Regions from separate parts of the Homo sapiens genome. Here region 1 is linked to region 2. The links are chromatin loops, found by intact Hi-C in ENCODE. Cell type or tissue: gastrocnemius medialis. All regions are shown on one strand. Links, peaks and the distances in the headings refer to the core of each region. The heading gives the core; the rest is flanking DNA.

Region 1 (13,794 bases), core at 5,342-13,341, 96 kb before region 2:
ACCACCTTTTTGAATTTTGTTTTCATTTCTTCTGTGAGATGTGCATATGTGTGTCCACAATGTCCATGCAGTCCATAAGTCTGGCCCTTTCTTCAACTTGACTTTTATGATTCTCCCTCATTCACTGTACACCAGCCACGCTGGGCCTCTTTTCCATTTCTCCAACATGCCAAACACCCTTCCGCCCCAGGGCCCTGGTACTACTCATCCCTATTTCTGGAATGTTCTTCTTCCTGATAATGAGACTCTCTAGTTCACCTCGTTCCAGGACCAATGGTCACTTCTCAGAGTCGTTGTCTCTGATTCCGCCATCTGAAACAGCCTTCCCATCATTCCCCATCTCCTCACCTACTTTATTCTTCCTTTTAGCTCTTATCACTGTTGACATTATCTAGTTATGCATTTGATTATTGACTGATCCTCCTACATAATATAAGCTTCAGAAGGGCAGGGAGTTTTTTCTCTGTTTTGTTCGTTTCTATAGCTCTAGTGCCAGACTTATAGTAGGTGCCCAATAAATCAACTCATCTCTTCCAATAAACCAGCATCTCTCTTGTAGCTCCTGTATGTCAGGCAATGTGCTAAGATGCAAAGCTGGTTACAGACCTATCTTCACTCTTCAGGTATTTGTAGTTTAGTGAAAACACTGAAATGTAAGCAATAATTCAGCAGTGTGACCTGGGTATGCATAAGTTGCTCGAAGAGTTATGGTGGTGAAGGAGGACTTGGGGGAGATGCCATTTGAACTGAGCCTCAGTGGATGCATAGACTGAAGCCCAGGAGACATAAGTAAGAGGTAGCCTTGTAGGAAGAGAGAATAAACATGGGAAAAGACATGGAGGTGATGGCGAGTATGAGGATGGCATGTATGGGAGAGGAGAGAAATGAGGCTGGAGAGGAAGGCAGAGGCCAGATCAGGCAAGGCTGGGGTTGCGGCACTGTGTAGTATGAACATTCTCCTGCTTAGACCTGGGGAAGCATTGGGGGTCATGCAAGTAGAGGAACAGCAGGACCAAGTTTGCATTTTGGACAGTTGCTCTGGTGAACCCCTATTAACCCCAGTAGGGAAGGCACCATGTTCAAGAGACTAAAGAGGAGACCCAGAGCCAGCACATGAGACATGGGGTTTCATTAGGGGCTTACATAGAGGGGAGTGGTCCAGTGGTGGCAAGCTGGACAGGAGAACCACCTAACATGCAGAAACAGTCCAGTGGCAGAGGGCTGAACCACATATCCGCTTTCCTACAGTCCAATGGTGGCAGGCTGGCAGGAAAATGGAAGCCTCTGCAAACGGCGTGCAGTTTACATAGCATTTTCACTTAACACCATCCCCCTGACAACCTGGCAACCTTCATTTAACCCCAAACTCAGGACCCCAATCCCAATCCATTGCACAGGCGAGGTGCTCAGATGTTCCTCATAGACAAGGAACAAATCTCAGGTTGGCCCCTCCCAGATTCCCTGGCTTGGAACACACATTCAGGTGCATCTGCCACCCTGGGTCATTCTAAAAGTGTGCCTAAATTATTGCTATTCGCTGAGTTTACCCCACACCAGTTCACTGTCTGCTGCAGTGTGGAGGATGGGCTGGAAGGAGTGGAGGCTGAGGTAGGGAGAGTGCCCGATGGCTGTTGCATGCAGTAACCGGGGTGAGAGCTGAGGCTACCAGGATGCATACGAGGTGTTATCAATCGAAGTGGTGGACTTTGATGGAGATGAGGAGATTGGAGAGGATGCTGAAAAGATAGCTATGGATGTGCTGAGTTTTGGGTCTCCGTGGGAAACACAGGGTCACCCAGTAGGCAGACGGTAGCTACTCTGCTTCGTTGCTCTCAGGCAGAGCCTGTGCATATGAGCTTTCGTGAAGGCTCTTTGATAATGAGGACTTCCCAATTATGACTTAGTTTTCATTGAGAAACCTTTCAAGGATGCCATCATTAGAGCTTACATCTGAAGGAATGAAAGTCACACACTAAAATTTAGACTTTCAATCCATTTGGAACAGACTCCTGTGTGACCTCAGTCATTCTCTTTAACCTCCCAGAAGTCCATGTCCAGGAGAAGGTGGGGCTACAGGAACTACCATGTAAGATTTTGTTCATTAGTAAGATTTTATGCCTCACAGGCTGCTTTCTCAGGTGGTGGAGATAGAATGAGTGGCAGGGTTTGCCATCAGACATTCAGGAATCTTAGGGGCGACTCCAACTCCATTTATTCATTCTGGCTTGGTAACGGGTGGGTTGTGGTCTCATTAGGTCAAAGGATGCATTCAGTCCATTCCCTCGGTATCTGTAGGCATCAGTCACTCTGTGGTTTCCATTTTTACATTGTCCCACACTCTTGCCCATCATTCCTGTCCCCCCAGCAGGCCTGGTTGCAGACCCCCTATTAGAGACAAAGGCACAACTTGTAGAGAAATGAGGGAAGTCGTGAATTGTGTAACTGACCAGGGTACTGCCGGAAGGGCGCCGTGTGCCAGATTAAGTTTCTTAGCCGGGTCTGTTAGGTCATTTGATAGCTCACTTAGCTCTTGGGTGCCCTTGCTTTTTGTGTAATCACACTTCTTTTTAGAAGAGTCCCAAACATAGGCCTAATCCTGTAGCATTTTTACACACACAGGGGCTTTTGTTTCAAGGCCTTCTCATGCAAATCATAGCTTTGAAGCAGTTAAACAAATCTCCTTGCAACCCAGGGAGGCCGATGCCTGTCTCCACAAAGAGAGCAAGGGCCCAGGTAAAAACTAAAGGAAATGTTTTTTGTTTTGTTTCTTTTTTTTTTTTTTGGCAGGGGTGCAGGGTGGATTCTGGTCAGGCTTTCCTTGCCAGGTGGATTTAAACTTCAGCTCAATCACACATGATTTAAACTTCAGCTCATATCCCAAGCAGGACTAACACTGGGGGTTGCTGATAGGAGGAGAAGAGATTGGGAAATGGAGGTAGTTAGAGAGAGAGGAACTTTGTTCAATATCGTCACTTTTTGCGGGAAAGGAGTAAGTGGGGGAAAATGCATCCTCAGCTGATCCACAGAGAAGACCAACTGTCTTCCCTCCTGATTACTGACATTCTCATCCATGGGTAAACACAGAAAAGGAAACAAAAGCAGAAAGGTTTCTTGTCAGCAATTCCAGTAAGATGTTTCTCCAGCCAGAGACGAGCCTAGAGCCAGCACACTTCAAAGACAATACAATCGCCTGTCAGCTGCAGAATTTCTCCTGGTCCAAGGTAAAATATTGCATGGAATGATGAGGCGAAAGTGTGGGAAGGAGAAGGTGATAACGTTAAGCCAAGGAAACAAAAGAGACAAGGAGTGATACTCCAGCAGGGAGACAAGCTCTGGGACTATTTTGGCCTGAACCTAAGGTAAAAATGACATAAGAGGCAAGCGGGTGTCTTCTGGCCAAGACATCAAAGCTGCTGCATTTGGAATGTTGTCATGATCCATTTGTAAAAGGCAGCCATCCTCCAAATGATATGCAGTAACCAGTGAGTATGTTTGCAAAAAGGACTTGGGTGGAGATAGTCAAAATCCATGAATGTATTGCAGCAATTATTCTTTTCCCTGGGAGATCAATAATGGATGGGGCAAGGATTGAAGCCAAGAGGATCTAAGGATCATAGGAAATGAGTCCCCAGGGCTTTCCAATGGAACCCTAGGGTGTTATATTTTTGGACATGGCTACAGTATTTGGAAAGGTAGTTCTTACTAATACAGTTCTGTCCATGTAGAGCTCACAGATCAAAGGATGGAAGATAGGGGGTTCATGCCAAAAAAGTAGTCTATCAAATGCTTTATTAAGCATGGAAAAATGAGCTTTGGCAAGGATATACTCTCACATGTGCAGAAAAAGTGATCAAGGTAAAGAAGCCAGTAGAGATCTCTAGAAGCCAGAACTGTGAACATTTTTCAACTGCGATGAAAGGAAAGAACAGACAACCATAATCAGGAGACATTTTGGGCAATGAAGGATTATGACATGAGGCCATTTCCTCAGGGAAAGTTGGTTGTGGTTTGGGAAGTTTGGGCTTTGGAGCTGATGATGGATTTGGAACAACTAATGCCTGGTGGCAGCCCCTCAATTAGGGAACAACACAGGAATCTGTGGGAAGGGCTGGGTTCCCAAGAAGGCATTTCAACACTTGTCTAATAACCTCGTCTCTGGTTTTTTGAGCAGCCCTAAACAACTTGTTCCTGAAATCTAAGTAATGGATTTCTGGGTGTCACCTCTTTGGGTTAGGGAAGTTAAACTGATTTCAGTTGCATTGTTAAAATCTTAGGTGTGTCTGAATAACAGCTGTGCTGGTGCCTACTGGAGGACAGAAACATGGCAAAGAGTAAGGGGAAGTGATGATATAGAATGTGTAAGGTGGGAATTCAGGAAACAATGACAGCAAAAGTGATTTGAGAAACAAAGCCAAAGGAAAAGGTGAGTAAAAAGAAAAGAAGGAAGTCCCATCTTCTACAGGGCAAATACCCTGGTTATTTAGCACGGTGCATAAGGCCCTCTTGGTCTGCATTTGCTGCCTGCTGCCTCTAGTGTTGCTGCATCATCCCCTTAGTACAAGACAATCTGTAGTTCCCCAAATGGACGATGGGAGGCAGGGTTTAATCTGGCCCCAGTGATCTCCACTTCCCAGTAGCCACATCACTGTAGAATCCCCTCTCCTGAGTGTGGGCTGGCCCAGCAACTTGCTTCTAACTGTCGGAGAATGACAAGTGATGGGATGTCACTTCCCGTAATTAACTGACGGGAGACTGTAGCTTCTGTCTTGCTAGTGGATGCTGTCTGTTGCCTTCCTGGTTTGTGTGCTTTGATGAAGCAAGTGGCTGTGTTGCAGAGGTCCACTTGGCAAGGGGATGAAAGTGGCCTTTGGCCAACAGCCAGCAAGGAGCTAAGGCCCTTTATCCAACAACCCTTGAAGAACTGAAATCTTCTAACAACCACATGAGCTTGGAAATGGATCCCCGCCTTGACCCTTCAGATGCGACCCCAGCCCTGGCCAGCGCCTCGATTGCCACCTTGTGAGAGATCCTGAAGGATGGATCCAGCTAAGCCATGACCAGGTGGCTGCCCCAAGACACTGTGGGATCATAACTGTGTGTTGTTTTAAGCCACTCCATTTGTGAGTAATTTGTTAGGTAGTAATAGGTATTAATGAAGAGTTCTTGAAATTTCATGGTCCATGCATTTGCTGTGGTCTTTCTGATTCTTTGGAAAGCCCTTTCCCTCCTTCTCCTTGCCAGCTTGGTCAACCTCTACTCATTAGGACGTGGTTCAAGCGTGATGTCTTCAGAGAGGTCAGCCGTACTTTCCCCATAACCTGCCTTTACCTGGACTTGAATTATCCTTTCTTTGTCCCAACCGGGCCTTGCATAGACTTTTATCACAGCACATAAGCCTATAATGCAATTTTCTCTTTTCCTATCAATCTCCATAAACATTGGAAGCAAATAGCTCCCTGCTTTCCTGGAAGGTAAAAATGTTTTCACTGTGATAGACTTTTCAGAAACACATGAAATCAGCTTTGCTAATCATGAAAGAGACAGATATTCCATTTGTTCTGTGACAGGGTAAAGATGGCATGTTTTTCATGGGGAAAGCAATGAAATGCTCAGCACTCCTGTAGCCAACTCAGCACTCCTTGCTCCCTGCATTTTGGTTAGTGTTTTTATTTTTCATTTATTTTTATTTTTTAGAGTCAAAATTTCACTCTGTCACCCAGGCTGGAGTGTAGTGGACCACCATGGCTCACTGCAGCCTCAACTTTCTAAGCTCAAGCCATCCTCCCACATCAGTCTCCTGAGTAGCTGGGACTACAGGCATGTGCCACCATGCCTGGCTAATTTAATTTTTTTTTTTTGTAGAGGTGGGGTCTCACTATGTTGCCCAGGCTTGTCTCAAACTCCTGGCCTCAAGCAACCCTCCTGCTTCAGCCACCCAAAGCACTAGGATTACAGGTGTGAGCCACTGTGCCTGGTGAATTTTGGTGAGTTTACTCCTATGCTCAGCTCCCTACTGGGTACTGAGCATGCACCTTGACAAGAGTGGCACTCATCTCTAGACACCTGGCACCCTATGTTTAGCACAGAGTACAGTCATTAGTAAATGCTAATTAGGGATGAAGGCATGAAAAAATGAAGGAAATGATTGAATGAATGTATAATGAAAAAAGACATGTGGCTCAATTTGGGGCTTCTTGGTGCTAGGAGGTGGGAGGAAGGGTCTTGCAGATTTCCTGTAGCCCAGACTCAAGGCATATCCTTAGAGCTGGTCAGGGATTGATGTGAGCAATTCCAGGGTAAGGCCCATGCAGGAGTTCCTGGGGTACAGGGAGGATAAGGGGTTAAGGAGCAATGGAAAGGGCCTAGCCAAGGCTGGAGGTGAGTGGCAATGGGGGCTGGGAGGGAGGCAGACAGGCAAGGGAGGTACCCCGGCCCCATAGTCCTTTGGAGAGAACCAGACAGAGAGAGAAAGAGGAGAGACGGCAGGGGCATCTGGAAGGAGATTCGGTACACACAGGTGGGCCCCACCCATTAGATAATGCAGGATGATGGTCTTGGGACACAGCTCAGCACCTTGAGCTTTCCTTGCACTTTGTAAAGCTATTGTGTGCCCCTGGCTTTACATTCTTTGTGATTCCATGTGCTAGAAATTATTTGTTTGTTTACGGCTCACTGTTTCTACAACATCTGTCTGGTTTAACATTGCAGCCTGAGTGTTCAGCAGCACGGGGGGCCCACTGCTTGGTCTACACCCAAAAGAAAGGGAATCCCTGTTTGGAGGGATGTCTGCACCCCGGGCTCATGGCAGCACTGTTCACCACAGTCAAGGCGTGGAAGCAATCTAAGTTCCATCAACAGATGAATGGATAAAGAAGAATATATAATACACAATGGAGTACTCTTCAGCCATAAAAGAAGAAAGACATTCTGTCATTTGTGACAATGTGAGTGAACCTGGGAGATATCATATTAAGTGAAATAAGCTAGGCACAGAAAGACAAATACCATGTGATCTCACTTATATGCAGAAACTAAAAAAATTGAATTCATAGAAGCAGAGGGTAAAATGGGTAAAATGATGGCTACTAGGGACTGGGGGAGGGAGACGTTGGTCAAAGGGCATACAATTTCAGTTAGACAGGAGGAGTGATCAAGAGGTCTATTGTGCAACATGATGATTATAGTTAATGAATTATATACTCGAAAATTGCCAAGAGAGTAGATTTTAAGTGCTCTTACCACAAAAACGTAAGTATTTGAGGGAGTGGATATGTTAATTAGCTTAGCATAGCCATTATACAACATATATGTATTTCAAAACACGTTGAATGCAATAAATTATACAATTTTTGTTTGTCAATTAAAAAATAAATAAATTTAAAAAGTGAAAATGAAACCCAAGTGCTCTTGTATTGAGAGCATTGGGTGGAGGTAGCACTGGAAAAGAGAAAATAAAGTGCAGACTGGCCCTGAGGGGCCCTTTCTGGGGGAGCATAGCCCCAATCCATTTTTTTTTGTCCTGGGACGGCAGAACTCCCTGGCAGGAACGCCTTGCTTTCCTGTGCATTCCACAAGCTCTGACAATCATCTGATAAGCACCAAGCCTTTCACTGAAACGGGGATACTAGGACAGGGCACTATGAGCTTCCTGACCCTCAGGAGCTCACTGTCTGCTCGGTGGGAGAGTGGGAGGGTGAGGAGGGCCGATGCCCGCAGAGAGCAGGGTCAGATAGACAATTCTGGGCTGGCTCCCTCTGTTCTTTAGAGGGGGCCGTGCCAAGCCTGCCAACTTGGGCTGCAGGGCGTTGTCAGGGAAAACTTCCTGGAGAAGTTGGCCCCGGGGTCAGGCCTGAGGAACAAAGACGAGCTAGAGAGGGAGTGGAGAGGACTGGGGAGTGGAAGCAGTAACGGAGGCCCGCGGGGTCCCCAAGGGCTGGGCGCAGGCAGTCAGCAGGACAGATCGAGCCTAGCTCCCCTGTCTTGGTGGGGACTCTGGCAAGGAAGAATAGTGGTGGGCGCTTTGCTGAGCCTGGGGCTGGAAGAGCGTGGAGCAACCTGCAGGGGCTTCAGGTGCAAAGGGAGGAGGGCCTGAGCTGAGGGACTGGGCTGTGGAGGAACGGGGGTGATGGGGGAGGCTTCTCTTTGGGGCGTGTGAGCAGGTGGAAGGGGAGCATTTCATGTCCCGGCCTGAGACAGGACTGGCTGTGCACCCAGTCCAGAGACAGACTCAAACTTCACCTAATCCCAGGTCAGGGCTCCTCAGGGTTCTGAGTGGGCACTGGGCAGTCTGGCTCTTGACCTGAAATGACTTAATGCCCGGGGTGCTAAAGGACATTTCAAAGCATTGGCCTTTCAGAGTCGAGGGGACCTTGGCCCTGCCACTGATGACATGATGCTTGTCATGAGAAGTGACTGGCCCTGGTCGGTGCCTTCTGTGGGGAATGCCCATTGTGCTGCTTGTGTCCTTGTGTGAGGTCATCTCAGTCCCAGGGAGAGATGAGCCCTCATCTATCTATCTATCTATCTATCTATCTATCTATCTATCTGTCTATCATCTATCTATCTATCTATCATCGATCTATGTATCCATCCATCCATTATCTAACATTGATTTATCTTACCACCACTCAGGCCCTTACCTAATCACATTTTCTGAGCTTACTTGCTTCCTAGGAATCTCTAAAATTTCTAAAAATCTAAAGTCTAAATTTCTAAAAGTCTAAAATTTCTAAAGTCTGTTTCAATTTTTGCCAACTTTCCATGACTCAGAAGATATGAATTCCCTTACTACAGACAAATTTGGGAAGGGACCATTTCTTTCCACCCCAGGGTTCTTGAGCACATCTTCCAGGGAGTCTCAGAGAAACTTATCACTTCTCCAGAGTTGTTCACGAATGTCAGATCTAGAATGAGGAGCCGAGTTCCTCGGCTCTTATGCATCTATAAGCAAGCATTTCCTCAACATTCTGCAGTGCTCACCCACCGCTCCTGAACCAGGGGACACACACACACACACACACACACACACCCCACACCCCTCTTCAAAGAAAACTGCAACCGATAAAAGTTTCTTTTAGCAACACAGAGAATGTCACAAGGTCCTACATGATTAAATGCCCAATGGTTGGTGCAGACAGAAATTGAGAGGAGGAAGAGATGCTACTAGTGGAGTCAGCCTGGGAGGAAGGACATCATGGAGAAGGGAGAGAGAAAACAGTGATGAAACTGGAGCAATTGCATAATTTGGCTGGTGCCATGGAGATGCATATATCACAGCTCTTCAACACAGGACTCAAACCTCCAGGGACAACTTTGAATTTGATCTGCAGCCTCCAGAGCTTGGGGGCACCTCCCAGGGGATGCAGCTACATAAGTGGTGAACTCTACCCCTCAGCTGGCCATCCAGGGACACGTGCGTTGGTGGACCACATGAGACCCTTTGGAAAGCCCCAACTGGTTGCCAGATCGCCTGAGAATTCCAACTCCTACTCTAATATTCAGAGCTGCTACTCGTGATGATAGTGGTGTATCCCTTTTGATGTTAAGTGCATACCAACCCCTTCCTAAGAGTTCCTTCCCTGCTCCTTCCTGCGGTTTCTGTTTCCTCCCTGAGGCTGGGGCACCAGTACCTGCCCACACCATCAGCACAAGTGTCACTTCCTTGCCCAGATGAAAGGGAGTCTGCTTCTGTCTTTTAGTTTAAGAACAGAAATGGGTTGCTATTTTTAGCTTTGCATGGGAAAATCCAAGGGAGCATGGAGAAAATGGATCAGCCAGATCAGCCAAAAATCTTTTCTGGGGCAGCTGCCATCTCAGCTGATATGGAGCAAAAGAGGAGAGAAGGGAGGTAGAGATGTCTCAGTCACTCCATTAAACACTGCAAGGCCCTCCCTAGAGCACCCTGGTCATTAGGGAAAGTGTGGAACTGAATCATTCTTGGTAAGGCAGACATTCTTTGCCTGCTATAGGCAATGAGGAAGGACAAGAAAGGCAGAGATGAGAGATGTGTTGTTCTCCCAAAACAGTGAATCCAATCAGCAAGGGGTTTAGAGATGGGTGGCCTGTAAATGGGCTCAAGGGAGGATGGGAGGTGGCCCAGGGGAGGGGTCCAGTTACAGGTGATAAAAAGAAGCCCGATCAGACAGATAGAAGGTTTGGGGATGGGGGACTGGAGGCAGGCCAAGCAATCTGTCCCCATCAAAGAGCAAAGGGAGTAGGTAGAGCCCAGAGAGAGGCACAGAGACAGGGTGGGGATGGGAAGAGGAGAACCAAGGAGGTGCTCTGTGTGTTAGGTAGTGGGGGTCCCGGAGCCTGCAGGTGGGAACTGTCTCCAGCTATTGGGATGAAATAGGGGGCAACTTTAAGCCTTAGAGGAAAGGGTAAAGCAGGGTAGGCACTGCCAGAAGAAATCACGTGCCAGGCTATTGATTTGGTCTTGGAGAGGCAGCATGACTTATTAGAGTGTGAGCTTTTAGGCAGACCTGGGATCAGATTCCTATTATGATTCTTATTAGCCAAGTGAGCTTGAGCAAATTGCTGAGCCCCTCTCTACCTCAGCTTGCCCATCCATATCTTGCAGGATGAGGGCAGTTGTCTTCAAATGGCTTTACCAGAATTAGACTTATGGAGAGCGTTGTGCTTTGTGGGAAAGCTGTGTTGTCCTGTGCTGACGCCCCAAGACACTGGTGGCAGGGGACGGTAGGGTCTGTGCAGGGTGCATTGTGTCCTCTCTTCTTGATCCTTCAAATATTCAAGGCTTCTAAACGATTTGGTGTGAAGGAATCTTTTGTGATCACCAGAGGAAGGGCTCAAGGCTGTGTCAGGATTGACTTTGGACAAAGAGGCAGTAGCTACACATGAACGGAGGCAGGGCACATCCGGCTTCCAAGTTACAGGCAACAAAGGGATGAATGATAGCAGCCTCTTCGAGGAGCATCTGTGAGGAGAGGTGGGCCTAGTGCCCTCAGCCAAGTGCCTGGCATGACGTTGGCACTAAGTAAATCAGAGTTACTCACTAGCCATGGAAGCCGACCCACAGGAGTTAGAGGGAAATCCACTGTCTGGCTTCTAGGAGGGGCTCTGGGCACTCCCACAAAGAATGAAGTGGAAGCCCATATAGGGACCTAGGGCTAGGTGGGGTGAGTCAGTTCCGGGACCACCCCATGCTGAGTCTGACCAACCCCAGCCCAGGACCAGGCTGTGTGTAGAGCGAGGGGCATGGCTTTGCCACCTGCAACAGCATGTGGGCACATATGCTGCTTCTAATCTTTCTTGAATTTGATGCCAGATTAGGAAAAAAAAATGATGACTACTTTATTGGATGCCGGATTGGGAAAAAAATTATAACTACCTGAAAATGATTTAAATGTTCACGTATTAAAACCAAACCTATGGGATTAAATAGACATTTAATCCCTCAGAAATTTCTAGTTGTTTCTCATTGGAGGGACACCGGGGCAAAGTTTTATTTTTCCTTTTGGTTTATTTAAAGCCCTTATTTTCAAGTTTTTAATTAAACTTTCTCATTTCTTTTAATGGGGCAATGTAGCAATGTGAAATATTGAAATGTAAACCTAAGGTTGAAGGTCACAAAGAATAATGTGCAAATGATTTCATACGATTCCCAGCACGATTAACTGCAGAAAGCCACCCTGCAGCAGGCTGGGGTTTCTCCTCTCCACTTGGAAACTTTGGAAACTTTTTCCTTTGATAAATACCTGCCACAGGAAATTAGGCTTACTGATCTTTTACAACTTTATCTTTTTAAAAATGTAAATAGACACACCCCAAACATAATTTTCTCCCTCCAAGTGCATTTGGAGAGCCTGCTGCATTCTTGTGAAAGCTGGAACTGTATCCCATGCCATCCTTTCCCTGACACGTTCTGTCCCTGAATGAGGTTATCTTCCTCCCAGCATGCAATGAGGCCACAGGATGACAGTCACAAGCATCAGGCTTTGAATTCATGGGGTTGGCGATGGGCTCCTTCTTGAATGTGAAAAATTAAACATCTCTTTTTTATTAGAAATCTCCCATCAGGGTTGGAACTTTTCCGAGTGTATGCCCTTAACTCTGAGGAGCCCGGCTATGATGGAAATAGCGTGTGTGTGAATGGCTGGGCTGAAGTGTGACAGGTGTTACTGCTTCCAGCGCAATGCTTATTGTTGTCATGAGCTTTGGGAACCCTGTCTGGCATAGGTGGGCTTCCCCAGATGGAGACTCTGACACAGGGACAGTCATGCAGATTATTTTTCTATGAGTGCTCCCATGAAAGACCAGCAGACATGAGCAACATGAGACAGGCCAGGGAAGGGGCCCAGCAAGGGGGTGACACGAAGCAAAGTCCTGCAGCAGAGCTCCGAGAACAGGGCAGGTCATGCATCCCTGTCATCAGCTCTTGGGTAGGGGATGGAGAATTTAATCCTCCCCTGGGGGGCTGCAAATTCCCAGGCCCATCCTGTGTGCAGATACAGTGGGCTCTGGCATCTGGGGGCAGCCTCCTACTGAGACAGCCCTGCCAGCTGTGGGGACAGACGGCACTGGGAAATGGCCACTAGAAGCAGGTGCTCAGTGACGGCCACCCCTTCCCAAAAGGGAGACAGCTGGGCCTCTGTGTGACTCTCATGTCTCTTCATGTCTCCAGAAGTGTCTCATTTGTTTCAAGATATGAGCAAACACTACTTCAACTTACAGACAGAAGAAGAAATTGCTGACACCAAGTAGTAGCCAGCTCCACTGGAATCTGCTATCTTGTTGTTAAAAGAGCGTTCAAGGCCGGGCAGAGTGGCTCACGTCTGTAAACCCAGCAATTTGGGAGGCCGAGGTAGGCGGATCACTTGAGGTCAGGAGTTCAAGACCAGCCTGGCCATCATGGTGAAACACCGTCTCTGCTAAAAATACAAAAATTAGCCGGGCGTGGTGGAGGGCACCTGTAATCCCAGCTACTTGGGAGGCTGAGGCAGGAGAATGGCTTGAACCCAGGAGGTGGAGGTACGTGCCACTGCACCCCAGCCTGGGCAACAGAGCAAGACTTTGTCTCAAAAAAATAATAAATAAAATAAAATTTTAAAAAATAAAGAGAGTTCAAGATGGCTTGGGCTGGCTAGGTTTCCTCTCTCCTTCTTCAAGGAAGTTCAACCAAATTGGGATGCACTGACTCTGCCCTGGTTCCAGGGAGTGGCTTGCAGATGTTTCTGGCAGCGCTTACTGCCTGTCACCAAGGGTTCTCTCTCACAGGCATTCTCTCTTCCCTTGCTCTCTCACAGTCTTCTCCTCTGCCCTTCCTCCTCTGTAAGCGTGGCATTCCAGGTTCTTCCTGATCCATTCCTGCTTACCCCTCTGCCTTCATCCCACACCACTCCAGGCGCATTTGATGAATGCAGCATACCTGTATAAGCACCTACTTTGTGCCTGCCACTGCTTCTGGCACAGAGATACAGAGGCAAGCAATGTGAATACTATTCCTGCTTCCACAGAGCTTGGGGGCCAGGGTGGAATACAAACAAATAAACAGGTGGTGACAAGGTAGTGTGATAAGTGTCAGGTACCCATGTACAGGGTGCTATGGGAACCAGTAAATGGAATGCCACCTGGACTTGGTGGGCCAGGGATGCTTCCCAGAGGAAGGAACATTTCCTTAGGGACCTGGAAAGTGAGTTGACATGAGCCAGATGAGGGTGGGAGGGTGGGCAGAGTGTTCCAGACAGCATATGCCAAGGCTGAGGCATGAAAGGAAGAGTTCCATATGGTGAGAAGACAGAAGATGTGCTGGGAAGAGGTAGAGAGGGGGCTGGA
Region 2 (16,766 bases), core at 3,435-11,434:
ATACTGTTAGTTGCCTATCCAACATGCATACAATCCCTATGCCCTTCTTAAGGGAACTGCTGATCATCCTCTCATTGTTGTGTACTTCAGGGAAAACTGAACCTCAGCCTCAGGTATAGGGAATGAATCCTGGGTAGTTTAAGCCAACCATGGTAAACCCATTTCCCATGCTGACTATTAATTTAGAAACAGACACGTAACATGCTGAGAAGTCATCTGGATCTTCCACTTTCTTCACTTCTAAGAAGGATACGTTAGATGGGATGCCATTTCTTCCTTTCATCATAGTTTTGTTTGTATGTGACACCTAGAACTGCTGTTGCCATCTGGAAACCATGAGCATAGACCATGTTGTCAGGGCAAAACTGAGGGTGGCATAGTGGGAGGATGTCACAAACCTGGGCCCTTGATGACATGCGAAGCTCCCGATTGCTCCAGCATAAAGCCCATGCCCACTGCTGGACTGATTCTTGTGTGAGATCCAACTTAAATTTCCAACTATTTAAGCCAGCTTGAGTTGGGGCTTTGTATTATTTATAGCCCAAAGTGTACTAATACCCAGCATATTAAATCCACATTAAAATGTCTTAAAATAAACTGGAAAAAGTCAGGCATGTTTTTATATGGTCCCAACATCACCCTTAATTTCCCTCAATAACCTCCTCTCTTTACCTCATCTCTAAAGTCATCCTATCAGCTCTACTTCCAAAATATCTCTGAATCCAAATACTTCTTCCCATCCCTACTGCTGTCACCCAAATCCAAGCCACCATCATTCTCTCCTGTATCACAGCAATAGCCTCACAGCTAAACTACCACCCTTCATGCTTGCCTGAACTTCTACAGCCAGTTCTTTTTCTAAATTAAGACAACATTTACATAATATAAAATTTACCATTTTAATCATTTTAAGGTGTATAATTCAGTGGTTATTAGTATATTGCCAACGTTCCACAACCATCACCACTATCCACTTCCAGGACATTATCATCACCCCCGCAAAACCCCGTATCCAGTAAATGATCATTTCTCATTTTCTCCTCTCCCCAGCCTCAGACAACCACTAATACAATCTATTCTGAGCACAGCAGTTGGAGTAATATTTTTCAAAGATAAATCAGATCATGCCACTTCTCTGCTTAAAACTCTCCAATGACTTTGAATAACATTTAAATTCCTTAGCCTGACCTAGAAAACCATTCACGATTTAGTCCCTGTCTTCAGTGCTGTCTGGTACCATTCTCCCACTTGCTTGCGAGGTTCTGTCCACACAAGACCTCTGTGTGTTTCTTGGACACAACAGCTCATTCCTCCTTCAGGGCCTTTTCCATGTGTTCCCATTCCTCAGATGCAGTTTCCTGCTTGGCAGATTGGTGCCTTCCCAACATTCAAGTTGCACCACAGCTGTCCGCTCCTCAGTGAGTTTCCCTGGCCGAGACAGCCCCCCATGACACTGTTGCTCCTTAACCTCCTCCTTCTCACTTTCCTTACCTCATTGATCACTATCTGACACATTCATTTTTAAAAATTTAATGAAAGCCCATAGTTTACTCAGATTTCCTTTGCTTTTACCCAATGTCCTTTTCTCTTCCAGAATCCCACCCAGGATACTATATTACATGTACTTGTCTTGGCTCCTTAGGCCCCTCTTGGCTGTGACAGTTTCTCAGACTTTCTTTGTTTTGATGACCTTGACGTTTTTGAGGAGTGGGATGCTCCTCTATTGGAATTCGTCTGATTTTTTTTTTTCACGATTAGACTGGAGCTGTGGGTGTTTTGGAGACAGAGCACAGAGGTAAAGTGCCATTTCATTGCATCTTATCAAGGGTTCACATTCATTTTTTATTTGTTGCTTACCTGTCCCTCCCACTGTTAGAATATTAAGCTCCATGAAGGTAGGAACATTGCCTGCTCTGTTCATAGTTTTATTCACAGAACCTAGAATAGCATCCAGTACAGAGCCTCATTAATTATTAGTTGATTGAAATCATGAATAAACTAGAAAACAAATGACCAATATACTGCCTACTGTTTTTGCATGTGAAATAAAATATGGGTCAAGAGGATTCATTGAGCATAGGTCAAAGACACTAAAACCCTTTCAAATAATCTGGCATATCCGTGAGATAAATCTAAACCCTCATGCAAATAAATAATTAACCCAAGGCCAATAGCACATTCAAAATCATTAATGAAAATTGATTTTCCTTTTCTGTGGGGCTGCGTCTCCCTGCTGCAACACAATCCCATTTGCAGACTCAGCCAGGATTCATTGTGTTTCACTTCATTTCTACTCAGGGTCTTCTATTTCCTGAACCGTGCTAGCCTCTGTGAATTTTTTTTCTTTTTAAATATTTGGCTTGGTCAGCCTATGCATGAAAAGGGTATGAGTGACTTTATGTAGGTAAGCTTTGAAAGGTAGCAACCCCTCTCAGAACAAGGAGTTAACACATGAGGAGAAGCCAGGCTTGTCCAGCAGAGAATGCAGGGAGGGTGACCGAGCCCTGGGGCTGAATGAAGGGCTCTGCCAACTGACTTCATGGTGCAGGGGAGCAGGAGGAGGAGTCTGCTGGCAGCCGGTTAAATGCCTTTCCAGGAACATGGTGAAAACTGATTAAATATAGATGCAATCATATGAAATGATAGAGGGAACCTAAGGGACGTCTCCAGCCATTAAAACACCAAACACCAATGGGAGCTCCCTAGTGGTCACGGAGGAAGTTCGTTTTCTGACATGAGCTCCCAGAGAATGAAGTCCCTGAAAGGAAGAACTATTTGTATTCCACTCAGATTTCATGTAACCTTTTCTTTTGGAAGCTTCAGTAAGCAAAGGCACATTTGTCAAGGCTTCGGGATGAATGTGGAAAGCTTTTGAGCACTGAACTTGGAGATACTCAGAAGGGCTTACTGGAAAGGCTGCCCTGGGCTGGGAGCAGTCAGACATCCACTCCAGCTGGCCAGGCAGTGTGGGCCTCAGCTATGATTACCTCCAATGAGCCAATTTCCTGACTGTGTGTAACCTCCCAATCAATTTATTTGAACGTGAGTTTCCCTAGGTAATGAGCTGCATCGTGTATCATTGGTCAGAGTATTTACTTTTCCTAGCATGCATCAGAGTAAGTGACTTACAGGTCAAATACCATAAGGTTACGTAAGAAGTTTAACTAGCATTTCTTATTTCATTCACCAATACTATCATGAGACATTTTGTGTTTCCTTGGGTCTATGGTGCCATTAATGGTAGCACTATGGACTGAATGCATAGCATTTTGGGGACAAAGAAAACAACCACAACAAGACATGTTCCAATTTCAGAAAAGGAATGTGTGGAAAATTTTACAAGATGGAGCTGAGGAAATTCGGGATGTCAAACACCAAGTGAGTGCTTGTAGACACTGAGAATTCCCTGGTAACTTTGTGGTGCAGAGCCCATTCATCTCACCAGTCCCCACAATGCTTCATGGACGCTGGCATCAGTGTTTCGAGTTCCAGCTTTCCCAGGACTCCTCCACATGAGCTGGTTTGAGGAAGCCTGAAAGACCCCTGGGCTTCACCCTGCCTCTGGGCCCTCTGCTTGCTCAGGCTGGGCAGTAGCGGTGGTCCACTACCCCCTCCACCCTTCCTGGACAGGGTCTCCAGAGGGCACATGAATTCCATCCTTCTGCCCTGCTGGCCAAACCTTTCTGTTTCCCATCTGTTAGGGTTCCCATGTGGGCTGACATCAGTTCCCACCCCCAGTGAATTCTCAAAGGTCCCCTCTGTCTGTTCAGTCCTCAATTCCCACCGTTCTTTATATTCAATCTTGTACTGTCTTCTTACTACACTTAAGTTTTGACTTGAGATATGCATTCTTCCTCTGTTACCACCAAAGAAGAACTGGGTTTTCCTGTGTTTGGTTCTGCATTCTAAAACACCACTAATACCACCTCATCAACAGCTAGCACCTAGTGAGCACTTCCTGTATGCCAGGCTGTGCAACATGCACACACAATGCCATGTTTGTGTAATCTCATAATCCGCCACGACTACCTCTGAGGCAGGTACAATTATTATCCTCTCTTACAAGTGAAGCAGATGAAGCCCAGTGCTTGGGTCAACAGCCCTCATTGACCAAGCTACAAAAGGAAGAGTCAAGACTCCACAAGGCCTGCATGGCCTCACCACACAAGCTCACAGCCAGTGTTTGTGAGGCCTCTCCTTTGGCAAGAGGTGCAGAGCTGCTGTACAAGTAGCCACTGTGAGTGAGGGGCCTCCTTGGTGGGATGGAGGGGTGAAGGGGAGGGAGAAAATGAGGATGAATACCAGGTTCCTGGCTTGGATCACTGGGTAGACAGTGGTACCCCTCACCCATGTTAGCAACTCAGGAGAAGAAGCTGTGGAGGCTTTGGCAGCAGCCTTCTGCACTTTGTGTCCTGTCATCTTGCAGAACATCAAAGGCCAATGTACACATGGGTCCAACACTCCAGACAATATTTTCCTGACCCCCTTGACTCCAGTGACCTTTACTTGGATTCCATTTCAACCAGCCACCCTCTTGGCTATGCTTGTTCCATGCATTCCCCAAAACTCCCCCATATGAGAATTCCCATGTTCAAATGACCACTTTCTGTCTGCACTGGGTCTGTTGGACTCTTGCTCCAGTTATTTGCACCACGTGTTTTCCTGCCTCCGTAAGACTCCCAAGCCTTCAGCCTGTCTTCCCAGCTACCAACGTATAAACTCTATCCTGTCCTTGCTCTTTTCCAAGCCTGGCTGCCCCCATGAATTATGTCCCATGCTTACCTCTGCAGCCCCCTCTCCTGCCACAGCCTGGTCTCTCTTTGCTCCTTGTTCCAGGCAAAACCATGACCAGATATTTCCCTGATTCTAAGATCCCATTTGTTGAAGAGACAATAATGTTTAATAACAGATTTCTAGAAGAAAGACAACACTACCACATGAAATGTATGCAGTCATTGGGAGAAATCTTTGTATTTAAGAAATGATCAAAGTGCAAACAGATCTGTTTTAGGATGGTGAGATTTCAGTTCTTCAGTCTCTCTCATCCCCAGGTCATGGGCACACAGTTTCTGGCTGGAATGGAAATACTATCTCATTTAACTTTTAAACAATGCTGCAAACTAGGTATTCGCATCACCATTTTATAAAATGGAAACAGTTTTAGAAACATAAAGTTATTTTCTCTAAGAAGGTTACACAGGTAATAAGGGAGAAAAATTATATTAGTCTGTTTAGGCAACCATAACAAAATACCATGGCCTGGGTGGCTTATGCAACACACATTTGTTTTCTCATGGTTCTGGGGGCTGGAAGTTTGAGATCTGGATGTCGGCAGGGTTGGGTGCTGGGGAGGGCTCTCTCCCAGGCTTGCAGAGGGCCACCTTCTTGCTGCGTCCTCACATGACCCTTCCTCAGTGGGTGCTTCCTCTCCTTATAAAGTCACAAATCCCATCATGCAGGACCCAACCTCAAGACCTAATGTAACTCTCATTACCTCCCAAAGGTCCATCTCCAAGGTCTCATTACCTCCCAAGGTCTCATCCCATTGGGGGTTAGAGCTTCAACATATGAGTGATGAGGGAGGGACACAAACGTTCAGTACATAACAATAATCATGTCTTAAACATAGGCCTTCTCATTTCAATTTCTAATTTCCTTTTATCCTGCTACACTGTAGCTGGATTCATTAATTCCTACTTGCCTTCTAAAACCCAGTCAGGGTGCCCACCGTGAAAAGCCCTTCCAGACCCTGTTTTCCAAGGCGGGGCTGGGCTCAGGGCTCTCCTCTGGGCTTCCCTCGGATCCTGTGCATTCTTTTAGTCCTTCCCACTGTGTTTGAGAATCACAGATAGGTCAAGGCCTTAGTAACTTTGTGTCTGTAGAACCAACAAGACTTGTTCCATCGTGGCCCTTCCAACAATATTTGTTCCGTTTCCCTGGAGCAATTTGACAGCCCATCGGGCATTGGGAACGGTTTTATCTGTTTTAGGACCATTAGAACTTCAAGAATCGCACAAATGCTACTGGTTTTTTTTCAGACCTTCAGAAACTCCCAAGCCAATGCTTTCAGGAAGTCTTAAATATTCATCTTAGAAAACTCTAATTAGTATTGCAAATTAAATGTATCCTTTTCTGGTCTGGCTATTATACAAATGGAGGTGTTTTTTCAGTTGTTGTTTTAAGACAAGGTCTCACTTTGTCATCCAGGCTGGATTACAGTGGCGTGATCATGCCTCATTGCAGCCTCGACTGCCTGGGCTCAAGTGATCCTCCCACCTCAGCCTCTGGAGTAGCTGGGACCACAGGCATGCACCACCACACCCCAAATGGAGGACTTTTTTTTTTTTTTTTTTGATGGAGCCTTGCTCTGTCTCCCAGGCTGGAGTGCAGTGGTACGATCTCAGGTCACTGCAACCTCTGCTTCCTGGGTTCAAACAATTCTGCTTCCTCAACCCCCTGAGTAGCTGGGATTACAGTCATGCACCACCACACCCAGCTAATTTTTGCATTTTTAGTAGAGACGGGGGTTTTGCCATGTTGGGCAGGCTGGTCTCAAACTCCTGAACTCAGGTGTTCTGCTTGCCACAGCCTCCCAAAGTGCTAGGATTACAGGCATGGGCCACCATGCCTGGCCCCAAATGGAGGTTTTTCACACCAGACCTGAAAATCCATTCGTTGGGGAGGATAGGAACGTCTAAGTTGTTTGATGTTTGGCCCAGACTTTTAGAAAATCCCACAAGTAAATTTTACTGGTAGGAACAGTGGGAATCAAACTCATCTCTTTGAAAGGCTTGATGATAGCAAAGTCTCCCGAGACACAAGTAGTGATACGGGAGATGGAGCAAAATAACTTGCTCCATATCTTCCTTCCTTAAAAGAATTGGCCAAGGAACGGCTTGGATGACTCATTGATCTCTGCCTGTGACCCGTGCCAGAGCCTTGCCTGCCGGGTTCTCTGAGTTTCTGGTGAAGCATTCAGACTCCATGCAGGAAGTGAGGTCATGATTGTTTTGGCAGTTTGGGTGGCGTTTATCCTTTGGTAGCGGCTGAAGTTTATCAGTAGGTTTAGCCTTTGCACTTTGAGAAACCAACTATTATCTCACTCACAATTTAGAATAATAAAAAGTCCATGGCAGAAAAACGTGCAGTAAGTACAGATAAAGAACAAACGAGGGAGAACCTGGTGTTCCTGTCCACATCAGCCCCCCAGGGCACACAATCTATCCATGCTCTGATAGAGTCCGTGAGAAGGCGCCACCGGCGTTCTCGCTTTTTCTTTCTGGTAGCAGCTGCAAGTCAAGACATTTCTTGGAGAGCGGTTGGGAGTAGAGAAAACACGTTACATCTTTAGTTAATAATTTGGATTCAGTTATATCCTGAAGTGACCTGCAAGGGGGACACTTAGGTTTAGGAAGACCTCTTAAAGGTTTGTCTCCTCCCTGGGAGCTGTAATCAGAGCAGTTAAAAGATGGGCTAAGCCTCCGCAGTTTGTTGTCAGAAGTGGCTAAGAAGAATCTGGTAACTGCTGTCAGGGACCCCTCCTGGAGGCTTCCTGTACCCCGTGGGACGCCGACCAGATTTCCAATGTGGTTCTAAGTCTGAGATGCTACAAGCTTATGCATTTACAATTACATAGAGAAACAGGGTTCTCCTTTAACACTTTGCTCATGAGGGGCATCCCAAAGACTAAAAAGTACGGAACTGCAAAAACAAACGAACAAACAACTTTGCAAATCTTGCTTTAAATATCCAAAGCAAGAGAAAAGTAACACATCACCATTAAAATGATCTTAGATTGGTAAACTATCTGAGCTGCTATACTATTATTAATGGGAAAAAAAAAAACACCTGGATGAAGATGTTAAATAATTCCATAAGTCACTATCATTCATCAAGCAAGTAAGAGACTTTTTATGCAACTACAAACTCTGGCTTGACTTCTTCAAATTTTGTTTTATGTTTTATTTTTTATATCTGGAATATATTGTGAGACTTAGAACAGATGGCTATAATCCCAAAGCATATATATGCATTATAGTTTTTAGGAGCTAAAAACTATAATTAAAAATGATTGTATGCACACACAGTGCTGAAAGATTTTTAAAACAGAAAAGCTTCATATAAAATGTGGACTTTCTCAGCCATCCTGTTACTTGATGCTCTGTAGACATGCTCTGGGTGAGAGGATCATACCTCACAGTGGGATCGGGACACCCCAAAGGGAGATTGTCTTGTAGTTGGATCAGTTCGGCCTAGTCCACACTTGGAACTCTCCCCTGCTGGTTTCAGTTACGGTAGACTGGAATTGGCACATTACCCAGAGGCGGAAGGGAAGTTACAGTGTCTGTGGATATGTATAGTGGTGCCTCACACACTAGATTTCATGTCAGACAAAGCAAGTTGAAATCTGCAATCTGCTTTTTATTAGCTTTGTGACCTTGGGCAAGTTAATCTCTTTAATCCCCGGTAACACTGTGGGGTTATTTTGAGGTTTAAATGAACCCACGACGGCCACTTCACTAACTCCCTAATTTTCTTATTACTCATCAGGTCCCCATGTTCTCTCATCCTTCCTTTCATGGCTTAATTAATTCATGGCTTAATTAATGGTTGGCTCCATCTTCACAAGCACCCTCAAAGCTCTCTTGTTTCTCTCCCTCCATTGTACTTGCCTGGAAACCCCCAGCCTAAGATGGATCCACCAAGCTACTCTTCTGGGAGAGAAATCATTCATACCAACAGGATCACAAAACACACTTTTCCACCTGCATCTGCCTTGTGCTCACAGTGCCGTTTGACCCAGTCGGCCACCATCTTCTTGGCTTCTTAACACCACCACCACTTCTTAACACTTCTTGGCTTCTTAACACCACTCTGAGATATACTTTCAAGTTCTTTGCTTTATTGTTTAAATTAAAAATAGAGGGGTTTTTTTTCTTGTTCAAAGGGTTGCAATAATAATTTTTCTAGAAGCCGGACACGATGATTTTACTGAAGAGACTCCAACCCTGCCTCTAATCAGAGGACCTAAATAATCACTGCAAATCCTGAAGCCCTAGAGCTGTGTTCCCTGAACACCTAAAGACAGAGGAGGTGAGGCCAGCAGTCTCCTTAACTCTCTGGGTCAGCCTCAGAGATGGCCATCAGCTGATTCCTCTTTTTTATTCCTTAAGGGTTGAGAGTTGAAGAGAGAAGTCAATTGATGCCACCACTGAGTTTTAGGACTTCAAAAAGAAATGTATAAATAGCTGTTTGGTTTTCTTGCCATTTCCACCAAGGTCTAAGTGGGTGGGGGTGAGGCGGGGTGTTGATGGACAGGGAGCAGCCATGATTCATTGGCCTCTCCGTTTTGGGAGGGAAGCTCACTGGGCTATTGCTGGTGACTGCACTTTCACAAATGCTCCTCCGGTGCACTTTCCCTCTGTAAATGGCTGCCTTCACTTGGAGAGTTACCTTTTTTCAGTGTCTTTCACAGCTTTCGTAACTTCTAGCTCTAGGAAAGGGTATGAGAGAGTTCATGTCTTTGTCAGTTATCCTGGAGGAAAGCAAACCAGTCCTCAAAAATGAGTTACTCATCATGTGAATTCATTGGTTAAATAAAGGCTGAATAGTGGGAAGAGTTACTCATATACCGTAACAGACACTCACAGCCATCTGGCTGTCTGGCCTCCTCTTCATGCCCACATTACTCCTTACTCTAAATGAGGTTAATGGGAATTAATATATATGTATTAGGAAAAGGAGACATCCTTGGGGACCTGAGCTCCAGCTCATCAGTACAGTGCTCCTCTCTAGGTAGACAACAGGGTACTTGGGGAAACACTGAGTAATGGTTGAAAGATAAATTACATATAGGCTAGTCAATATCTTGCCAATTAAGCTTACTGTATTCCTGAATAGAACATTTCTGAGAAAAAGACTGGCATCTAAGCAGTTCAAATAGTTGCATTTTATTGTCCTATTTCATGGGGCAATTTCTTTCCACATTGACTTTCATACACATAGACAGTGGAAACAGCTTTTTAAATTTACAAATAAAATACTTCAAAATTGTATCTGTAGGACTGGCAGTCATTGAGAAGAAAAATCAGCCATCCCACAAGACAATGCTTGATAACAAGAGTCCCTAAAATGTGTGATGTGCTTGGTGAAATATTTCTATCCTACTCATTAGCGTATTTGAGCAGACTTTCTTGCATGCTGTCTCTCTCCTTCCTATCAATGCTATCTCTAGTCCATGCTATTAATTATTTACATAATGCCCATATTGTGAAATACATAGCATGCATTATGAACATCAGACAGTGCTTTTCTGTGGCTTGTATCACGGTATTCTATCAACCCACTACATAAACAACCTCTCTCATATGTAGACTGCATGATGGTCCTGATGAATTGATCTTGTTCAGATCCTGTGTACATATTACAGCAGTGTTTTATCACTACATAGATATACACACACACTCAATAGTCACTGGTGTTAAAATAAATATTGTGACTTTGCCTAGAGAATGGCCTCACTGAGTAACTGGCGGCATCAGATGGTCTTTATCAGTCATGCAGATAGGAGCGTGCCTGCTCGTAGCTTGGTTGTCTTGTTGTTTGGGGTGATTCTCCTTTTCATCTATCCCAGGGAAGGGTTCTGTTCTTCATCATAGCAAGCCCATGGGATGGTCTAATTCTCTGTGCACAGGAGAAATCTAAAAGCACCCTGTTGAATCAGTCAGTCCAGTTTCACTAAACGTTTTACTCAATTCAGTAGCATTTATTAACCACTTAGCAGTGTATTCTGAGCACTGTGGGAAATATAAAAGAATAATAATCCTTTAAAGAATGTAAGCTTGAATGGCTTAAGATCAAAATTGTTCTTTTTTAGCAGCTTTAAAGGGTTATAATCCACATATCATACAATTCACACATTTAAAGTGTACAATTCAATGGTGTTTAGTGTATTCAGAGTTGTACAACCATTATCAAAATCAAGCTTAGAATATTTCATTACCCATAAGAGAAATCTTGCAATTAGCAATCATTCTCCATCTTCCCCTCCTCAAACTTCCCAAACCCAGGCAACCATGAATCTACTTTCTGTCCTACGGATTTGCATAATCTGGACATTGCCTGTAAATGAGATTATACAATATGTGGTCAGTTGTGACTGGCTTCTTTCACTGGACATAAGGTTTTGTTCATTGATGATGTAGCATGTATCAGTATTTCATTCTGTGTTATTGCTGAACAACATTTCATTGCATAGATATACAACAAATTATCCATTCATCAGTTGATTGCCATTTTGGTTGTGTGCTGTTATGAACAATGTACATAAAACTTATGTTTTTATGTACATGTGTGTTTTCATTTTTCTTACATGTGTATTTAGGAGTAGAATTGCTGGGTTACATGGTAATTATATGTTTAACACTTTGAGGAACTGCCAGACTGTTTTCCAAAGTGGCTGCACTATTTTCATTATCATTAGCCATATACAAGGGCTCTAATTTCTCTACATCCTTGTCAACATTTGCTATTATTTATATTTTTATTTAATTATAGCCATTTCTGTGGATATGAAGTGTTATTTCATTGTGGTTTTGATTTGCATTTCTCTTATGACTAAGAATGTTGAGTGTCTTTTCACGTATTTAATGGCCATTTGTATATCACCTTTGAAGGGATGTCTGCTCAGATTCATTGCCCATTTTTCAACTGGGTTATTTTTTCTTTTTATTATTGAGTTGTAGGTGTTCTTTATATATTCTAAATACAAGCCCTTTTTCAGATATACGATTTGCAAATATTTTCTCTCATTGTGCGGGTTATCTTTTCACTTTCTTGATGATCTTCTTTGAAACAATAAAGTTTTAAATTTTTATGAAACTTAATTTGCCTTTTTTTGTCACTTGTGGTTTTAGTGTCTTAATTAAGAAGGTTTTGCCTAACCTCAAGTCATGAAGGTTCACTCCTATATCAAAGTCATCTATTCTTTGTTGATCTTCTTTCTAGTTTTTCTATCTATTTCTGAAAGTGGGGTGTATAAGTCTCCAATTATTACTTGTGAATTATCTATTTTTCCTTCTATCCATTCTGTCTATATTTGCTTTGTATATCTGGGGGCTCTGTTGTTAGGTGCACGTATGTTTAAAATTGTCACATCTTCCTGATGAATTGACCCTTTAAGTGTTGTAAAATGTTCTTATTTGTCCCTAGTGAAAATTTTTGTTTTAAAGTCTGTCTTCTCCAATATCAGCATAGCCACTCTAGCTTCTTATGGTTACTGATTGTATGATATATTATGATATATCTTTTTCATCCTTTTACTTTGCATCCTAAATATACACAAGACTTCCACAAAACAATCAGAAAATGACCAACAACCAATATGCATTAGTTAAGAGCAATTCTACTCCTAAGTATATACCCAACAGAGATATGTGCATATATTTAAAGAAACAACATGTACTAGAATGTTCATAAAAACAGCATTTGGTTTTTTTTTGTTGTTGTTGTTGTTTTGTTTTTTTTTTTTTGAGACGGAGTCTCGCTCTGTCGCCCAGGCTGGAGTGCAGTGGCGCGATCTCGGCTCACTGCAAGCTCCGCCTCCAGGGTTCACGCCATTCTGCTGCCTCAGCCTCCCGAGTAGCTGGGACTACAGGCGCCCGCCACCACGCCCGGCTAATTTTTTGTATTTTTAGTAGAGGCGGGGTTTCACTGTGTTAGCCAGGATGGTCTCGATCTCCTGACCTCATGATCCGCCCGCCTCTGCCTCCCAAAGTGCTGGGATTACAGGCGTGAGCCACCGCGCCCGGCCAAAAACAGCATTTGTAATAGCCTCAAACTGAAAACAACCCAAATGCCATCAGTAGCAGAATTAAGAAGTAATTTTTGGTATATTCACACAACAGAATATTATATTTTGAACAGAATGAGTTATATACAGTCACACACAATAATAAGACTGAATCTCACAAACATAATATTGAGTTAAAGAAAACCACAGAAAAATACATATGTATGAGTCCCTTCAGATAAAATATAAAAACAGATAAAATTAGCCTATGCTGTTAAAAATAAGAGTAGTGGTTACCCTTCTGGGGGATAGGTAGTAAAAGAGGGAGTGTTGGAGATACTTGTTACTCAGCTGTGTTTACTTTGTGAAAATTAGTTGATATATATACTTTTCTATACATATATGACTTCAACTAAAAAATTGTAAAGAGAGCTATAATTTAAATAAAATATGGAATTCCTTACATTTTCTTTAAAAAGCTAGCATATAGTGAAACCTGACAAAGATGGCACAAAACATTTTTGGCCAAGCCTGCTTATGACTACAGATACAAAACATTTTTAAAAAACACTAGCAAATCTAATCTAGCATCACGTTAAAGGATTAATGCTCTAGAAAACCATGAATGACTTAATACTAGAAAATCTAGAAATGTCATTGATTCCATCAATAGGCCAAAAGAGAGAAACTTTATGTTCACCTTAATAAATGTTAAAAGACATTTAACAAAATTCATCATCCATTTCTGATAGAAGTTAAACAAATTACATATAGAATAGTCTCTCAAAATGATTAAAAAATTATCTCAACCCAGTAGCTTACATCATATTTAAAAGCAAAACAATAGAGTGTTTTCCAAATTTATTTTGCCAAGGTACATAACTTAAATTATAATGTACTGAAGAGCTACCAGTAGGAGCTCATGACATATGTATAATACTATGTTAAGATGGGACTTTCCTGTTGACTCAGAGTTTCAGCTATGTCCCCCAAATCTGAGAACAAATACAAGAGTTGTTTAATATCTCCCCATCCTGCACCTCTTGGGTGGCACTAGACTGTCCATGCAGGACAGGCTAAGAAATTGTGAAACCCTCTGCCAGAATTGGCCCATCACTCCCCTCTAGGATATAAAAGAGAAGACAAAGAATTCATTGTAATTAAAGAGGTCTGTGTTGAGGTTTTTTTTTTCTTTTCTTTTCTTTTTAAAGAATGGCTAATGGGCCATGTATTTCACCCATGGAAGAAAAAGAGAGAGTCTTTGAAGTAGGGTTTTAAGAGTACTATTTGAAAAGCTTGACATGGGTCCCCTGGTTAGAGAGAGACAGGCCTGGTATCTGATTGATCCCTGAAAAGAGTAAAGGTAAGAGGCTATGACTGGCCAGGAGCTCCAAGATAACAAAGCCAAGGGAAGAAGTTGATTAGAAAAGCTTGACTTCCTCAGTTGGGAAGGGGAAAGAACGTGTAAATTTCCTATGGGCCAAATATTGGGTCCAAAGAATGAAGCTGGATTATATCATTTTGAGAGGAACTATGTTGGTCATATGTGACTCCTAACAGAGAGACAAACTCCTGGAATTCATGGTGCTAGTCATTAGCAGCCAGTAAGAGGAGCACTGCCTATGTGAAGGTAGCTGTATGTGAGAGATCCTAGCAATAGTCAAGGAGAATTACAGAGGAGAGGACCCTAAGGACCTCATAGGAACACCCCAAAAAAGAGTGCATCTTCATAAGGAGTCTGCTATATGCAGAGGGCATCTATTCTAGGTTACAACTGCACCAGCCAGGTAAGACTTTTCTGTCCTTTAGCTGTCCTCTCTATTCCTACTTTCCCCTAACTCCTAGCCTGTGCCCAACCTTGGAGATGGTTAAAACAATAGCTTGCAAATAGGTGAGTTGGTGGAGCCAGACATGGGAAAAGAAGTTGGCCAAAGTGCCTATTTCCACTGCAGGTTTCCAAACCACTGGGGAAGGAGACATGTGTATTAGGCCATTCTTGCATTGCCATAAAGAAATACCCGAGGCTGCGGTAATTTATACAGAAAAGAGGTTTAATAGGCTCATGGTTCTGTCAGCTGTACAGGGAGCTTTGTGACAGAACTTGCTCAGCTTCTGGGGAGGCCTCAGGGAGCTTTTACTCATGGAAGCCAAAGGGAAAGTCAGTGCCTCAGAAAGCAGAGCACGAGCAAGAGAGTGAGTGGGGGTGGGGCACACACTTCAATGACCAGATCTCATGCGAACTCAGAACAAGAGCTCAATCATCATCCAGGGGATGGCCCAAGCTATTCATGAGGAATCCACCCCCATGATCCAAACACTTCTCACCAGGCCCTACCTCCAACACTGGGGATTACATTTCAACATCAGATTTGGGCAGGGACAAATAAACACCCAAATTATATCAACATGTTTTTGATTAGACCACAAATTTAAGCTATGCATTTATTTTATAGGGCTGAACTTCTATTATGTAAAAAATGACCAGATAACTATAGACATGCTTGTGATTAAGCTAGCAATGGAAAAAAACAAGTCAAAAGAACAGATTTGAAGGGCCTGTTGTGGGAAAGAATAAGGTGGCATTCTAATTGATTTGAGAAATTCAACACATATACATGTACATATTTATGCACATACAAGGCCACAGCCTCATTTGTGTCTTGCCACATCTACTCATGCCACCTCTGATGAGTTTTCATCCACCAGCAATGTGAAATTTTTTGAAAAGCAAATCTTATCAAGTGATCTCTGCCTAAAATCCCCCAGTGGCTCCGTATCACTCCTAGATTAAAGACCCACACCCAGACCCTAGAAGGTTAAGCTATCCTTACCAAGTTCAACCAGTAGCACACTCCTTCTCATTCTATGTGCTCTCATTTTTTCCCCCAGAAACTTGTACTGCTTTCCCACCTCACCTTTGCACGTAACTCTTCCCTCTGCCTGGAATATAGTTTTCTTTCTTCTTTGAAGCCTGATCCTTCAAAGGTCAATTGTCCTTTCCTCAGAGAAATCTGTGTTGACCTTCCCAGGTCAAATTTCCTTATTATATAATCTTATATTACTATTTACTTCTCCTTTACAGCTTATATCACAGTTATGTTTTACATTATGTGATATTTGTTAGTATGTGCATCCTCTACTTGACTGTAAATGTTATAAGGGCAGTTACCAAATCTATTTTTGTTTCCCATAGAATCACCAATACCTGCTACCAATAGGGGGCCTGCTACCAAGTAAGTTATTGGATATTTGAAAAGTGAATGTGTGGCAGCCAAAATATATAATGCACCTATGAATAAGCTTAAAGAAATGTGTCCATATGAGAAAAACTACAAAAATTTACAGAGGAAAATATAAGAAATGCTTAGGTACAAATTTAGCAAACATATTTATTACCTATATGAGAAAAAACTTTGATGAAAGAAATCAAAGAACTAAGTGGAGAGATATCCCATATTCATGGATAGGAAGACTCACTATTATCAAGATGTTGATTCTTCCCAACTAGATCTACAGATTTAATACAATCCCAGTCAAACTCCCAGCAAGTATTTTTTGTGGCTATCAAAAAACTAATTCTAAAGTTTATATGGAGAGGAAAAAGACCCAGAATAGACAACACAATACTGAAGGAGAACAAAATTGGAGAACTAACACTACCAAACATGAAAACTTACTGTAAAGTTACAGTAATCAGCACAGTGTGGTGCTGGTGAAAGAAGAGACAAATAAATCAATGGAACAGAATAAAGAGCCCAGAAATAGACCCACACAAACATATTCAACTGATCTTTGACAAAGAAGCAAAGGCAATACAATGCAGAAAAGATAGTTTTTCTAACAAATGGTGCTGGAACAACTGGAAATCCTCTTTAGAGAAAAAAGAATAGAGGAGAGGAGGGGAAAATTTTTAAAAATTTAAAAATTTTAAAAAAGAATCCAGACACAGACCTTATAAACTTCACGAAAATTAACT

The links. Hi-C counts contacts between places; a loop is a spot of excess contacts. Peaks named below come from ENCODE experiments on the same cell type or tissue, not always from the same donor. Only the 100,000 strongest peaks of a DNase experiment are listed, where the experiment ranks them.
Region 1: it touches region 2 in a loop (2.0-fold over the local background); 3 of 110 quality-filtered maps call a loop at or near these places.

Annotation. Positions count from the first base shown.
Region 1 is chr18:22,328,213-22,342,006 of GRCh38, forward strand. No RefSeq gene overlaps it. Among named protein-coding and RNA genes, the nearest start is that of CTAGE1, 83 kb to the right of the region's middle. In gastrocnemius medialis, for the core only: no CTCF peak of the experiment used is centred there; a DNase peak (open chromatin) is centred at 9,333; H3K27ac peaks cover 660 bases.
Region 2 is chr18:22,425,831-22,442,596 of GRCh38, forward strand. No RefSeq gene overlaps it. Among named protein-coding and RNA genes, the nearest start is that of CTAGE1, 16 kb to the left of the region's middle. In gastrocnemius medialis, for the core only: no CTCF peak of the experiment used is centred there; a DNase peak (open chromatin) is centred at 6,940; H3K27ac peaks cover 377 bases.